Regions from separate parts of the Homo sapiens genome. Here region 1 is linked to region 2. Evidence: read pairs that join two places in POLR2A ChIA-PET (ENCODE). Cell type or tissue: OCI-LY7. All regions are shown on one strand. Links, peaks and the distances in the headings refer to the core of each region. The heading gives the core; the rest is flanking DNA. Region 1 overlaps CDK17 (cyclin dependent kinase 17). Region 2 has its middle 33 kb from the start of CFAP54.

Region 1 (10,877 bases), core at 3,818-7,817, 150 kb after region 2:
AAAGACTTCACTGAGTGATGACACATGAGCATAGTTTGAAGACTAAGCCTGATCTCACAAAGTTGATAAAATAGGAAAAGGCATCTTTTAAAAACGAGAAAAAAAGTGTGTTAAAGCACTGCAGCATGAAACAACATGCTTCTTTCTGGAAAATGAATACGTGTATAGAAAGTAATAGTGGCAAGAGAGGAGTTCTAGAGATCCAGCATTTGTTTCCTAGTACACTCTTCTTGCTGGGTTATTAGATAATGACTGACAAATGCAGGTATATGAGTATACAACTTGGCCAGATGTGGTGGCTCATGCCTGTAATCCCATCACTTTGAGAGGCCAAGGTGGGTGGATTCCTGAAGTTGCAGTTTTTTGAATTTTTGCAATCAGACCTTGGTGATGACCTTGAGCAGTAGGATATAAGTAGCTCCCACATGCTTAGCTTCCAATAATGGAACACTAGGCATAAATGGCTACAAGTTCAAGATGAGCCTGAACAACAAGGCAAAACCTTGTCTCTACAAAAAAAATAAAATAAAATAAAACAAAACAAAACACCAGATGTGATGGGTGCCTGTACTCCCAGCTACTTGGGAGGCAGGAGGATTGCTTGAGCCTGGGAAGTAGAGGCTGCAGTGAGCCATGGTTGTGTCACTGCACTCCAGCTTGGCCAACAGAGCAAGACCTTGTCTCAAAAACAAAACAGTATATGTCTGTTTTTAATATTTTCAAATGGAATTTATCTTCCTCCCCCTACTTCCATTTAACTTTTATCTCTATTAAGCATGCCATAACCCACCTTTTTTGTAGTATGTTTTTGCTCTGAACAGATTTTTGAGTATTTGAAGATCATAAACTTGTTTTTGTAGTTCTGGTACAAAATAGATATTCAGTGAATAATTTTTTATTGTTTTATTTTTAACATTGGGGGTGCAGGGAGGAGAAACTGCATTAGAAGCTTTTAAGAGGTGTTTTAAAGAATATTCCAAGAATTAGCTCCATTTAACCATAGACCCAGTGACACATTATTTAATTGAAAGAATACTAAATAAGAGGCAGATGACCAGGTGTCTATTCCAGCTCTGCATCTAAGCTTTGTGAACTTTTGAAAGTCATTTAACCTTTCAAGTCTCAGTTCCCAGATCTAGAAAATGAAAGAACTGGCTCATTCTCAGAGATATTATTTCCAGTTTATAATTTTATTACTCAACCCTTGATAATAACTTGAATGTTAATTTTTTTCATAATTTGAAAGTGTAAAAAGATTTCATACTATTTTAAGACATTTGAGTCATGTTTTCATCTATTAACTGCATACCTGTGGCACCCAGAATGTAAATGACTTTTTATGCTGTGATTTTTACTCGTTGGCCTTCTATATTTTACCCATAGTGATAATAAATTATATATTAGAATATAATGTATCTCTTTTAATGTCTCATTTTTTGATATAGATATTGTTCATGAAAATCTAAAAATGGGATCAGATGGTGAGAGTGACCAAGCTTCTGGGACATCATCTGATGAAGTCCAGTCACCTACAGGTGTTTGTCTCAGAAATCGTATACATAGACGGATCTCAATGGAGGTAATCATTTAAAAAATACAAATATACTTGTGAATATGTGTGTTGGTATATGTTAATACACATACATATCAAGTGGAGTAAATGCCCATTTAAAAATTTTCATGAAGACACGTGACACTTGTAAGAAAGTTACTTCTTTGCATTCATAAATTGCAGTCTGTGAATATTTCCTCTTTTTTAATTTTTATCCCAATGTAGATATGTAATATAGTTGTTCGCATTCTGTGAAACATTTTATTTTAATTTTTTGCGAAACGTTATTTTAGGTTATCCATTAAGGAGAAGTGAATTTTCAAAAATTCTGGAAATACAGAATGATACATTAGCAATGTCTTCTTTTTAGAAAATACGATTTTAATGATATTTTTGAGATTCATCTGGATAATTAGCATTTTATTTTCTCTGTTTCAAATTTTAAGAGGTATAAATAAACAGCTTTTTTTTCTTGCATTATATTATAAAAGTGGGTGTCCTTTCCTTTGTGGTTCACTGTACCTACTGATCTCTGAAGCACATTTATTTCTCCGTGTAAAAGGATGAAGAATTCATTTTCTTTTCTTTGTAAGTGTTGTGGTATAACCTTGAGGACATAAGTTGATCGTGACTGTTATTTCAGTACGTACTGTAAACTAAAATAGGTTTCTGCAAAAAAAAATTGAACATGTTTTGAAATGAAAGTATTGTTGCTTTTTTGGTGCTGTTGAGATGATGATTAAGGTATCTCTCCTATTGGTTGATTATATTTTCATTATAAAAGGATTCTTCTTAATCAGTTAAGGAAATCTTATCAGTTTTCTAAATGATAAATTAACATTTTCACTTGTTGAAATCAACGATATATTTATGTGACACAATACTAATGAAAATATTTCTTATTTTTCTTCACCTTATAGATGATTTTTTAAAATCATTTGTTTTATTTAGTATTAGGGTCTGTATCTGGAGTTTCTCATTCTTCGTTGAGCTATAATTTGTTTCCCCACCACCAAGGAGGCATGCTCTAGATTATATTCTTTTTATAGTATATATTTTTTTCTGGTTTATGAGACAGGGCCTCACTCTGTCACCCAGACTGGAGTACAGTGGTGGGATCTCAGCTCACCACAGCCTCAACCTCCTGGGCTCAAGTGATCCTCCTGCCTTAGCCCCAAGTAGCTGGGACTACAGGCACACACCACCATGCCCGGCTAATTTTTTTGTATTTTTTGTAGAGACAGGGTTTCACCATATTGGCTTCCCAAAGTGCTAGGATTACAGGCTTGAGCCACTGCGCCTGACCTGTAGTATATTTTAATATCTGGAAAGACTTCTTTCTGTATCCCTCCCCCATATACACATATACTCTTTCTTATTTTAGAATGTTTTTGGATTTTTTCTGTTTATTCTATTGATACATTTTAGGCATTTTATTTTGTTCTAAGAATAAGCTTATTGTGATTTCTTAGTGGTTATATAACTTATAAAATTAATATAGGGAGGACCAGTATCTTCTCCTTACTTATTCTTACCATTTGGTGGCATTGTATGTTTTTATACTTAAGTCTTATATTTCTCAGTAAATATTTATGCAGTTCCTATACCTCTCCATTCCGTTTCATGGTTTGGCTGCTGTTATGAATGGGAGGAATTTCTTTTTATAGGGCTTAAATTTCTTGATACAATGATATAGGCAAGATTCTTTTCAAGTTTATCCCAGCTCACATTGTATAATTAAATAAAGTAGAAATGCCATTAACATGGCAGTAATAAATACAATTCTCTTTCCCCATGTTGCATACAAGATCATATAATGTCTACTTGGTTAGTTATTTAAACTGATCACAGAGTTTGTGGTAGTGTTTGCCTAATGTTACTATATGGTATAATAAATTTAAAGTAAATTTCAAGTTGAATTTACCAGTGAAAGGACTCAAAAATTACTGAGGTTGCAAAATTTCATTTCTGTAACACTTCGCTGTATACTTTTGCTTACAGTAAATGTTTTTGCCATGAGTATATTACATATAATCAATGTAGGTAACTTTGCAACTGCAATAAAACTTTACAATTACTTATCACTAAGAAATAATATGTTAGAGCCTGTGAATACAAAAGCCAAATGCCTTGCCTTTACTATTTTGGATTACCTTTTTTTTTTTTTAAGGATTTAAATAAGCGGTTATCACTGCCTGCAGACATCAGAATACCTGATGGATATCTTGAAAAGTTGCAGATAAACAGTCCACCATTTGACCAACCAATGAGTCGAAGGTCTCGTAGAGCTTCCTTAGTAAGTTTTTGGTCTCCTATACCTCCACCATCAATCAGATCTGCTTGTTTGCTGCTTCTGGGTGTAAACATTTTAAATTAATTTTTATACTTGACTTTAGAATAGCTAAATTTTATTATATTGCCTTCTCGATTTTTATTATTTTCCATTCTTAAAGGTTTATTGGAGTCCTTAAGATGCATTCAATAGGATGCATATTGGAATAGGATTTAAGGTATATTTTATTTTTGGTAAATGTTATTAATACATGCTAGGTAGATAAATACATACTAGATATATAGATACACTAGATATGTGCTGGATAAATAAACATGTATTAATATATACTAGATATACAGAGAAGTACACAAACCATAATTGTACAGCTCAACGAACCTTTGAAATGTTAATATACCTGTGTAACCAGTACCTGGATCAGTAAAAGAAAATTTCAGAAATCCCAGAAACCCCCTTCTGTTCCCTTTCTCTTTACTTAGTATTCCTCACTTCCTCAACTGTAGCCATACTCTCTGCCTTCTGATGCTAAAGATTAGTTTTACCCATATGTGTGACATTGTTCTGATCATACTGTTTTTATAGTATGTTTTGGTATCTGGATCTTCTAAAATCCCATTCACATATATTCTTATTTGTTTTTTAAATGTGTAATATTCTCTTTCTGATTATCCTTATTAAAACGTCTGAGCTTTGTGTAATTATGAATATGTAATTATATTAAAATATATTTTATGTAGATATACAGAATTATATACTTATACAAAGTTTGTATATATATATTGCACAATATGTATCCCAGTATGTATGGAAGTTATACAGTATGTATTATTTTTGTTGTTAGCTTCTTTTGTTCAGTGTTATGTTTGTGAGTTTCAGCCCTATTTTTGCATGTAATTATAGATAATTCGTTTTCATTGTTGCATGGTATTCCATTTATGAGTGTACTGTACTTCATCCATTCTCCTATCGATGGGCATTCTGGTTGTTTTCGGTTTTTGGCTATTACCAAATAATGCTTCTATCACCATTCCTGTGCATGTTTTTTGGTTAACATGTAAGCATTTCTGTTGAGTGCTTACCTAGGAGTGGAATTGTTGCATTATATTCTGCTTCCCTAGATACTGTCAACAGCTTTCCAGAGTGGTTGTACCAACTTATACGTATATCACTAGCATATAATAGTTCTGGTTGTTCTCCTTGCCAACTTTTGATAATGTCTTTTAAAAATTATTATTTTAAGTTTTCTAGCAAGTTGATAGTGGTCTCTTGGTTTTATTTTGCATTTCTCTGATGACTAAGTTGAACACCTTTCTGTGTGTTTATTATTCATCGTATGTTTATTGTATGTTTATATTTAGATACTCTCTTTTGTGAATTAACTACCCAAGTCTGTTTTTCTTCTTTTTTCTATTGGGTTTTCTGTCTTTTTTATTGGTTTATACGAATTTTTAAGTATACTTTATATACAGGACCTTTGTCAGTTACATGTCTTACAAATATATTTTCTTAATATTTAGTAATTAACCCAGCACCATTTATTCAAAGGATAACTTTTCTTATTGCAGTATCACTTTAATGTAAATTCAGGTGATTGTTTATGTGAGAATCTCTTTTGGATGACTATAGTCCTGTAGTAGAGATACATATAAAGTGCTTTGGGACAACAAAAGAGGCAGCAAGTAAAATGCCTTGGCAAATCACAAGCTTACAGAGATAGCACTTGAGCTGGTCCTAGAAGGATGGGCAGAAATTTGTCAGTCAAAAACGGCCTATGAATGAAGGGTGTTGTAAGAAGAGGAAACTTCATGTACTAAAACTAAAACCCAGAGGTTTGGGTGTAGATGTCATGTTTGGGAAATCAGAACTGATATGAAGGGTAATATGGAATAATATAAAAGCTATGGCTTGAACGGACAGGACAGATCCAGAATGAAAAGCCTTAGAGGTCAGGCCAAGAAGTCTGGACTTCTTCCCATGTAATGAGAAGACATCAAAGGTATTTATTTAAACAAAGGCTGACATGGTCACATTTTTGTTTCATAGCAATAGCTTTAGGAAAAGTACAAACAATGAATTAGAGAGAAAGACTAGAGGCAGGGAGAATTAGGAATGTATTCAAAATTAAGGATGATGTGGCAATCAGATGGAAATAGAAAGCAGAACATAAATCCTAGGGACCAGGAAGGGATAAAATACCACCTAATACCCACTTGGACTTTGCACCTGAAGGAAGAGAAATTGATGATGACTCTTGGATTGCTAGCAGTTGTTGTATCTCCTTTTTTACATTATTATTATTATTATTATTATTATTATTATTATTTTTGGAGACGGAGTCCTGCTCTGTCACCCAAGCTGGAGTGTAGTGGTGCAATTTTGGCTCACTGCAGTCTGCCTCCCCGGGTTCAAGCGATTCTCTGGCCTCAGCCTCCCGAGTAGCTGGGATTATAGGTATGCGCCACCATGTCCTGCTAATTTTTGTATTTTTAGTAGAGATGTGATTTCACCATGTTGGCCAGGCTGGTCTTGAATGCCTGACCTCAGGTGATCCACCCGCCTCGGCCTCCCAACGTGCTGGGATTACAGGGGTGAGCCACTGCATCCAGCCTTTACATATTATTATATAATGGAACTATTTTCTTTAGAGACAAGGTCTCACTCTGTCACCTAGGCTGGAATGCAGTAGCACGATCATAGCTCACTGTAATCTTGAACTCCTGGGCCCAAGCAATCCTCACATGTCAGGCTCCTGAGTAGCTAAGACTGCAGGTGTACACCATCACACCCAGCTAATTAAAAAACTTTTTTTTTTTTTTTTTTTTTTTAGAGATGGCATCTCACTGTGTTGCCCATGCTGGTTTCAAATGCCTGGGCTCAAGCGGTCCTTCTGCATTGGTTTCCCGAAGTGCTAGGATTATAGGTGTGAGCCGCCCATAGCATCTGGCCCCTGTGGGCCAGATTAGATATTCTAGTTAGATAGTCTACAAAATATTTTGGTGACATACTCTAAAAAATAAAATCACTTTATGCTGTATATACCATGAGCACATTGTTATTTGACATTCACCAGTATATAAATATGGTAAAAAGTATAACACAAACTTGATTTTGGTATAAGCATATGATTATCATAATTTAGCATCACTGCTTAAGACATTTTTTGTGTGTGTGTGTGTCTGTGTGTGTGAGACAGAGTGTCACTTTGTCGTCCAGGCAGGAGTACAATGGCGCGATCTCGGCTCGTTGCAACCTCTGCCTCTGGTTCAAGTGATTCTCATGCCTCAGCCTCCTTAGTAGCTGAGATTACAGGCATGTGCCACCATGCCTGGCTAATTTTTGCATTTTTAGTAGAGATGGGGTTTTGCCGTGTTGGCCAAGCTGGTCTTGAATTCCTGACCTCAAGTGATCCACCTGCCTCAGCCTCCCACAGTGTTGGGATTACAGGCATAAGCCACTGTGCCTGGCCAAGACATTTTTATTGGGATGATTTTGCCATTTGATTGTCAAGTCAAAAGTTTTCTTCGGCTATCAGTTTTTATCAAAGATTGGTACTTAGGATAAATTTTGAGGTTGTATTTGTTCCAATTGGGAGTAAAAATGTGATTTAATCACCATGTAATTTTTTTAAGCTATCATTTAGGAGCTATCTTTTACAGTCTACATGATATTAAGAAAAACAGTGCCCTCTAATGAATGCTAAGTGATTAAAGTTTTTATTTATGGTTAAGTGTTCCTACCTACCTCCCCCGCTTTTTTTTTGAGACAGAGTTTCACTTTTGTTGCCCAGGCTGGAGTGCAATGGCATGATCTCGGGTCACCGCAACCTTCGCCTCCCGGGTTCAAGCGATTCTCCTGCTTCAGCCTCCCGAGTAGCTGGGATTACAGGCATGCGCCACCACACCCGGCTAATTTTGTATTTTTAGTAGAGATGGGGTTTCTCCATGTTGGTCAGGCTGGTCTTGAACTCCCCATCTCAGGTGATCCTCCTGCCACAGCCTCCCAAAGTGCTGGGATTACAGGCGTGAGCCCCTGCGCCTGGCCTGCCTACTTCCCTTTTCAGAAAATTCTGAAATGGCTTATAGATTTCAGATAAATCATGCCAGCTATGTTTTGGATTTTACTGATGCATCCATTTCATTATTCATCTACCTTAGTAAAGCATACTTTTTGGAAATACATTAAAAATTATTCTTCAAAATGAAAATCTCTACCCTAGGTTTATATTTGAACATAGTCAGTGAAGGGAGGGCATGTGAAAGTTAGGGATGGATGGAAAAGGAGTGGGAAAAAGAAACTCATTTTTTTATATGTATTAGAATTTGTGTATCTGTGGATAATATATTCTTTATATACCTAAAAAGTAAAAGTTTTTTCAAAGAGATCAGTTCTTCAGCATAGAAGTCTGGACCCTTGGTTTATGTGTAAAGGAGATGGGTAAAGATTAGGGATGGATAGAAAGGAGGTAGGAAAAGAAAAATATTCTTCACATGTACTAGACTTCATTTTTCCATGGATAATATACCCTTAATCTAAAAAATAAAATATTTTTTAAGGTAAAATGTAAAATTTAGCCTTGTCTTCTAAAAGTTTTAAACTTTCAATGTGTTGTTCTCATATATATATATAATTTTTTTTTTTGTACAAATTATTTGTAGAGACAGGGTCATACTATATTATCCAGGCTTGTCTTGAACTCCTGGCCTCAAGCAGTCCTCCCGCTTTGGCCTCCAAAATCACTGACATTACAGGTGTAAGCTACCTCTCCTGGCCTATTTTCATATTTTCTAATGGCAATATATAATGAGTAGTAAAAATAACATAAAACCTTTGCTTGAGTAGGAATTAAGAAACAATTCATTTTTCCTGGAGAAAGTTATACAGTAGGGCTGAATGGGTCTAATATAAATTTATGGTCATCAATCTCGCATAGATCCCCAGTGTTGTCTGGCTATCCCACTGTCTTTCTCTGATTAACTCTTCCTCTCTTACTGTAAGCAGATGATCTCTCTTCCTATATCATAAAAAAGAGAGAGGGCCAGATGTTGTGGCTCATGCCTGTAATCCCACCACTTTGAGAGGCTGAGGCAGGAGGTTTGCTTGAGCCCAGGAGTCCAAGACCAGCCTGGGCAACATAGTGAGACCTCCATCTTTACAAAAAATTAACAAAACTAGCCAGGCGTGGTGGCACACCTTTGTAGTCCCAGCTACTCAGTAGGTAGGAGGTGAGAAGATCACTTGAGCCCAAGAGGATGAGGTTGTGGTGAGCCATGATTGCACCACTGCACTCCAGCCTTGTCGACAGAGCAAGAGACCCTGTCTCAAAAAAAAAGGGGGTGGCCATTAACCGAAAACTCCCTCCTTTTCTGTATAACAAACTTGCAAATCTACCTATGCATATACCCATTCTGTTCTTTTTTGTTTTTAATCTTGAGAAGTTGTCCCCCTTACTATCCCATCTTTTCAGGATGCTTAAGACTATCTGTTATCCCTATAAACTGATGTGTGTTCAGTCTCCCATTTCTTACCTTAATCCTTTCCAGTGACTTTTTATTTACATAAACATAATTTTAGTTTTAGATTTACAGAAAAAATTACAAAAATTATATAGTTCTTCTATACCACATACCCAGTTACCATATTATTAACATTTTATATTACTTTAATACATTTGTCACAACTAAGGAACCAACATTGGTACATTACTAGTAACAAAACTCCATACTTTATTCAGATTTCACTAATTTTTTGTCAGTGTTGTTTTTCTGTCCCGATACTCCCTCCAGGATACCACATTACATTTAGTGATCATATGTCATGTTAAAAATATTGGCTATTGGATGGTGACGTGCTATTTAGTAGTCCTTTATGATTGATAAGAAATAAAACATTGTCAACATATTTAGTTAAATATTAGAATAGTGGCAAAGCCTATATGTAGATAGTCAGGATTCATCAGAGCTTCCTTGCCCTTACGATAATGGTATACCCAGTGGAAGTTTTGTGAGACTGAGTGCAGCTTCAATTATAATGGAGGTCATCCATATATAAAAATTTGTCTTATTGTATTCAAATTATAGGTTTATACATTTTAAGAGCATATGCCTTCCTAAACAATGAATGTTTGGATTCTTCATTCCTGGTTTTACCAATAGACTATATAGACCTTTCTTAATTCTCAGAGCAGGTGAGAAAATACAATCAAGTCCTTACATCTCTCAGCAATTAGAAATATAAGATGGAATGTGGGAGTGAGGTTCAAAGTCCCACAGAATTTACCTTTAGCATATTATGTACAGGAGTACAGGATTAAGGTGGTATTGTGGTGATGATAATAGCAATTTTTGTAAGACAAAGTGACTGAGTAGAATAGAGATTCTCAGTCTTTCCCCCTGCCCACCAAGTCTAAGGGATAAAACACATTTCTTTCGTTAACAGTAACTCGGTAATTCCCACAGAGAGGGAAATGAATGTTTGAAAAAGCCTCCCTCTTCCCCTGCTGTTTCTTTTTTGTTGTTTTTTGAGACAGAGTCTTGCTCTGTCGCCAGGCTGGAGTGCAGTGGCACGATCTTGGCTCACTGCAATCTCCGCCTCCTGGGTTCAAGCGATTCTTCTGCCTCAGCCTCCCGAGTAGCTGGGATTATAGGTATGCACCACCACACCCAGCTAATTTTTGTATTTTTAGTAGAGACAGGGTTTCACTATGTTGGCCAGGATGGTCTTGATCTCCTGACCTCATGATCCGCCCTTCTCGGCCTCCGAAAGTGCTGGGATTACAGGCATGAGCCACCGTGCCCGGCCCCGTTTCTTATGTATTAATATATACTCACTCTTAAAATGTCATCTATGGATCCTCTGTACATACAGAAGCTTCCCCCTTTATCTGTGGTTTCATTTTCCACAATTTCAGTTATGTGAGGTCAAACATAGTCTGAGGATAGGTGAATACAATGCCAGTATGATTATTTTGAGAGCAAGAGATAGAGACTGCATTCACGTAACTTTTATTACAGTGTATTATTATGGTTATTTGTT
Region 2 (4,000 bases), core at 1-4,000:
GGAGGCTCAGTTGGGCGGATCACCTGAGGTCAGGAGTTCCAGACCAGCCTGGGCAACATGGTGAAACACTGTCTCTACTAAAACTACAAAAATTAGCCAGGCGTGGTAGTGGGTACCTGTAATCCCAACTACTTGGGAGGCTGAGGCAGGAGAATCACTTTAACCCAGGAGGCTGAGGTTGCAGTGAGCCGAGACTGCACCACTGCACTCCAGCCTGGGCAACAAGAGTGAAACTCCATTTAAAAAAAAAAAAAAAAAAAAAAAAAAAAAAAGCGGGGGGGCAGGAATGAAGAAAAAGGGAGATAAGAGATATTTCACAATTTGTTAATAGATAAATGAATATTTCACATTTCACATTCTAAAGAAATAAAAATAGCCTTCTTGTCCAGGACCAAAAGGAGATGTAGAAAGAAAAAGGAAAAATAAAAATAAGCTGATTAGTTTTTATCACTTGTTATAAGGAAGAAATAGCTAATGACACTAAATACTCTCTATTTAGAAGAATGTTAGAAATTAAATTCTAGGCCAGGGCGGTGGCTCATGCCTGTAATCCCAGCACTTTGGGAGGCCAAGGTGGGAAGATCACGAGGGCAAGAGATTGAGACCATCCTGGCCAACATGGTGAAACCCCGTCTCTACCAAAAATACAAAAAGTAGCTGGGCATGGTGGTGCACGACTGTAGTCCCAGCTACTTGGGAGGCTGAGGCAGGAGAATCACTTGCACTCGGGAGTTGGAGGTTGCAGTGAGCCAAGATCACGCCACTGTACTCCAGCCTGGCAACAGAGCAAGACTCTGTTTCAAAAAAAAAAAAAGAAATTAAATTCTAAAAAGCCCATTGCTCATAGCTCTAAGTTCAAGATTAAAGCAATAATTCGTGTTAATTAATGCCTGTCCCTCTATCTTCTCTCCTTAATTGTCTCCAGCTAAGAAAGTATCAGAGCTGGAAAATCCACCATTACCGTTTCCAACTCAAATGGGCTTCCAGGACACCCAGGTTGTCCTTAATTCCCTCTGCAGATGTACCTCCTTGTAATCCGCAAAAGCCGTCATTCCACCCCATTCCCAATTACCTGGCCAGCCATTTGCCTGTTGCTACTGAAGTCTCTAGTTCCTCCTCCTCAAGGGCACCAGAGTAACATTCAACCTAACATCCAGCCTGCACTCCTGCTCATCTTAGCTAAAACAACACCTTTTCCTGTTTTATTTTCCTAGTAGCTATATTTTCTGTATATATAAAAAAAAGTTCTCTTGTTTGTTTACACATTTGCTGTCAGTTCTTGTTACAGAGAATGGTGTTTATCTCTTCTACTCAACATGTAACTCCAGTTTCTAGAACAATGCCTGACACTTAGGAGGTGCTTGAAAATATTTGTTGAATGAGTAATTCTACTTAACTCCCTTGAAGCTTCAAAGCATCTTGGGGCCAGGTGTGGTGGCTCATACCTATAATCCCAACACTTTGGGAGGGCAAGGGGAGAGGATGACTTCATCCCAGGAGTTTGAGACCAGCCTGGGCAACAAAGTGAGACTCCATTTCTACAAAAAATAAAATCATTAGCCAGGCATGGCAGCATGCACCTATAGTCCTTGCTAGTCTGGAGGCTGAAGTGGGGGGATCACTTGAACCCAGGAGTTTGAGGCTGCAGTAAGCTCTGATCGCACCACTGCACTCCAGTAGAGAACTAGGCCTTGTGTTTTAAAAAATAAATAAATAAATAAATGAAAAGCATCTTGGGCTCAAGGAGCTTCTTTATTGTTCCATAACAGCTAGCAACTCTCACACTCTGTCCATTTCATCATCACCTGGAAATGCCCCACCTCTGAAATTGTAAACCCCACAGACATTTGCTCCAGTTATTAATTCCTTTTTCTCTCTTTCTCTGGTACATTCTCTACTGCCTTACTCCCAGCAGCCCAGGATTCTAATCGTAACACAAATGCTCCACCAATTCCATCTAATGGTTTACCTCTCACTTCCCTCTATGGCTAAGGTTAGTAAAAGGGTAGCTGATACCCCACTAGTTTCATTTCCCCTTCTCCCACTCTCTTTCAACCCAGGCACTCTGGCATCAGTTTCCACCACTCTACCAAAACTGCCTTTGCCAACGTCACCACCCCACGATCCCATCACATTGTAAAAAAAAATTTAACTTACTTAAAAAAAAGTACTCTAATACCAAGTGTTAGGAATATATGGGAAAACAAGAACTTTTATACGGCTGGAGTAAAAATTGGTACACCAGCCTGGGCAACAAAGTGAGACCTCATCTCTACAAAAAAAAACAAAAAACAAAAAACAAAAAACATTAGCCAGGCATGGTAGTACATGCCTGTGGTCCCAGCAACACAACAAGTTGAGGCAGGAGGATCACTTGAGACTAGGAAGTCGAGGCTGCAGTGAGCCATAATCACACCACTGCACTCCAGCCTGGGTGACAGAGGGAGACCCTGTCTCAAAAAAAAAAGAAAAAAAAAGGAACAACCCATTTTGGAGAGCAATTGACAATTGACAATATCTACAATATCTGGCACAGTTAAAAACATGAATTACCAGAAACATATTCTGCTAGAGAAACTGTCCTACGTGAACACAAGAAGACATATGTATGAATGTTTGTCACAGCATTGCTTATAATAGCAGAAATTTGGTGGGACGCAATGGCTCACACCTGTAATCCCAGCACTTTGGGAGGCCGAGGCAAATGGATCACGAGGTCAGAAGTTTGAGACAAGCCTGACCAACATGGTGAAACCCTGTCTGTACTAAAAATACAAAAATTAGCCGGGCGTGGTGGCAGGCGCCTGTAATCCCAGTTACTCAGGAGGCTGAGGCAGGAGAATGGCGTGAACCTGGGAGGCGGAGGTTGCAGTGAGCCAAGATCGCATCATTGCACTCCAGCCTGGCCACATAGAGCATGACTCTGTCTCGGAAAAAAAAAAAAAAAAAAGCAGAAATTTGGAAATTACCTAGATGTCCATCCATTGTGGTAGAGACTTGTTTCTTAAACTTCCCCTTCCCCTTCTTCATCAGTAATAGAACAATCAAATTTGAGGCATGTGGTCACTTAGAATGAAAATTCCTCTTCCCACTCTCCTTTATAGCTGATAATTATAGCTGATAATGTGATTAAGTTTTCACCAATTGGTGTAAGCAAAATGGGGGAATGAGGCTTCTTCCCTTTCTCCCTTGTACTGTAGTAATGCAGATGTGTTCACTAGAGGTGGAATGACCACCTTGAATTTTGAGGTGACTTTGTACATAAAGGCCTATGCACAGTGGAGTAACAAGATTGAGGAAGCTAGGGTCCCTAAACTTAGGACACTCCATACCATCCCTGGAAAACCATCTTTAGGCCAGGCATGGTGGCTCACACCTGTAATCCCACCACTTCGGGAGCCTGAAGCGGACAGATCACTTGAGGCCAGAAGTTCAGGACCAGCCCGGCCAACATGGAGAAACCCCGTCTCTACTAAAAATACAAAAATTAGCCAGGTGTGGTGGCAAATGCCTGTAATCCCAGCTACTTGGGAGGCTGAGGCAGGAGAATCACTTTAACCTGGGAGGCGGAGGTTGCAGTGAGCCGAGATCTGAGATCGCACCACTGCACTCCAGCCTGAGCGACAGAGCTAGACTCCAGCTCAAAAAAAAAAAAAAAAAAAAAAAAAAAAAAAAACAAAGAAAAGAAAACCATCTTTAGACATACACACAAGAGAGAGAAAATTTTCTTATCAACACTGTTATTTTGTTTTTTTCAGTCATCTTTGGCCAAACTTAATCTTAACATTGAAATCAATGTATTCATAATATGGACTCCAGAAAAACAATAAATAGACAAACACACAAGAGAGATCTATCAACATGGACAAACCTCAAAACATAATGTTGCAGAATAATGCATAGAAAATTATACCACTTAAAATTTAAGATGCAAGACAGCCCATTATTGTTTATGGATCTATACATATGTATAAAAAATATTAAAACATATTAATATAAT

Evidence for each region. ChIA-PET counts read pairs that join two places held together with the same protein. Peaks named below come from ENCODE experiments on the same cell type or tissue, not always from the same donor. Only the 100,000 strongest peaks of a DNase experiment are listed, where the experiment ranks them.
Region 1: POLR2A ChIA-PET joins it to region 2 with 6 read pairs; 3 of 35 experiments call an interaction of 5 or more read pairs at or near these places.

The regions. Positions count from the first base shown.
Region 1 is chr12:96,304,023-96,314,899 of GRCh38, reverse strand. CDK17 (cyclin dependent kinase 17) reads left to right here. Exons shown (of 17, transcript NM_002595.5): 4 at 1,446-1,579; 5 at 3,723-3,848. Among named protein-coding and RNA genes, the nearest start is that of CDK17, 91 kb to the left of the region's middle. In OCI-LY7, for the core only: no CTCF peak of the experiment used is centred there; no DNase peak of the experiment used is centred there.
Region 2 is chr12:96,454,801-96,458,800 of GRCh38, reverse strand. No RefSeq gene overlaps it. Among named protein-coding and RNA genes, the nearest start is that of CFAP54, 33 kb to the left of the region's middle. In OCI-LY7, for the core only: no CTCF peak of the experiment used is centred there; a DNase peak (open chromatin) is centred at 1,990; H3K4me3 peaks cover 610 bases; H3K27ac peaks cover 672 bases.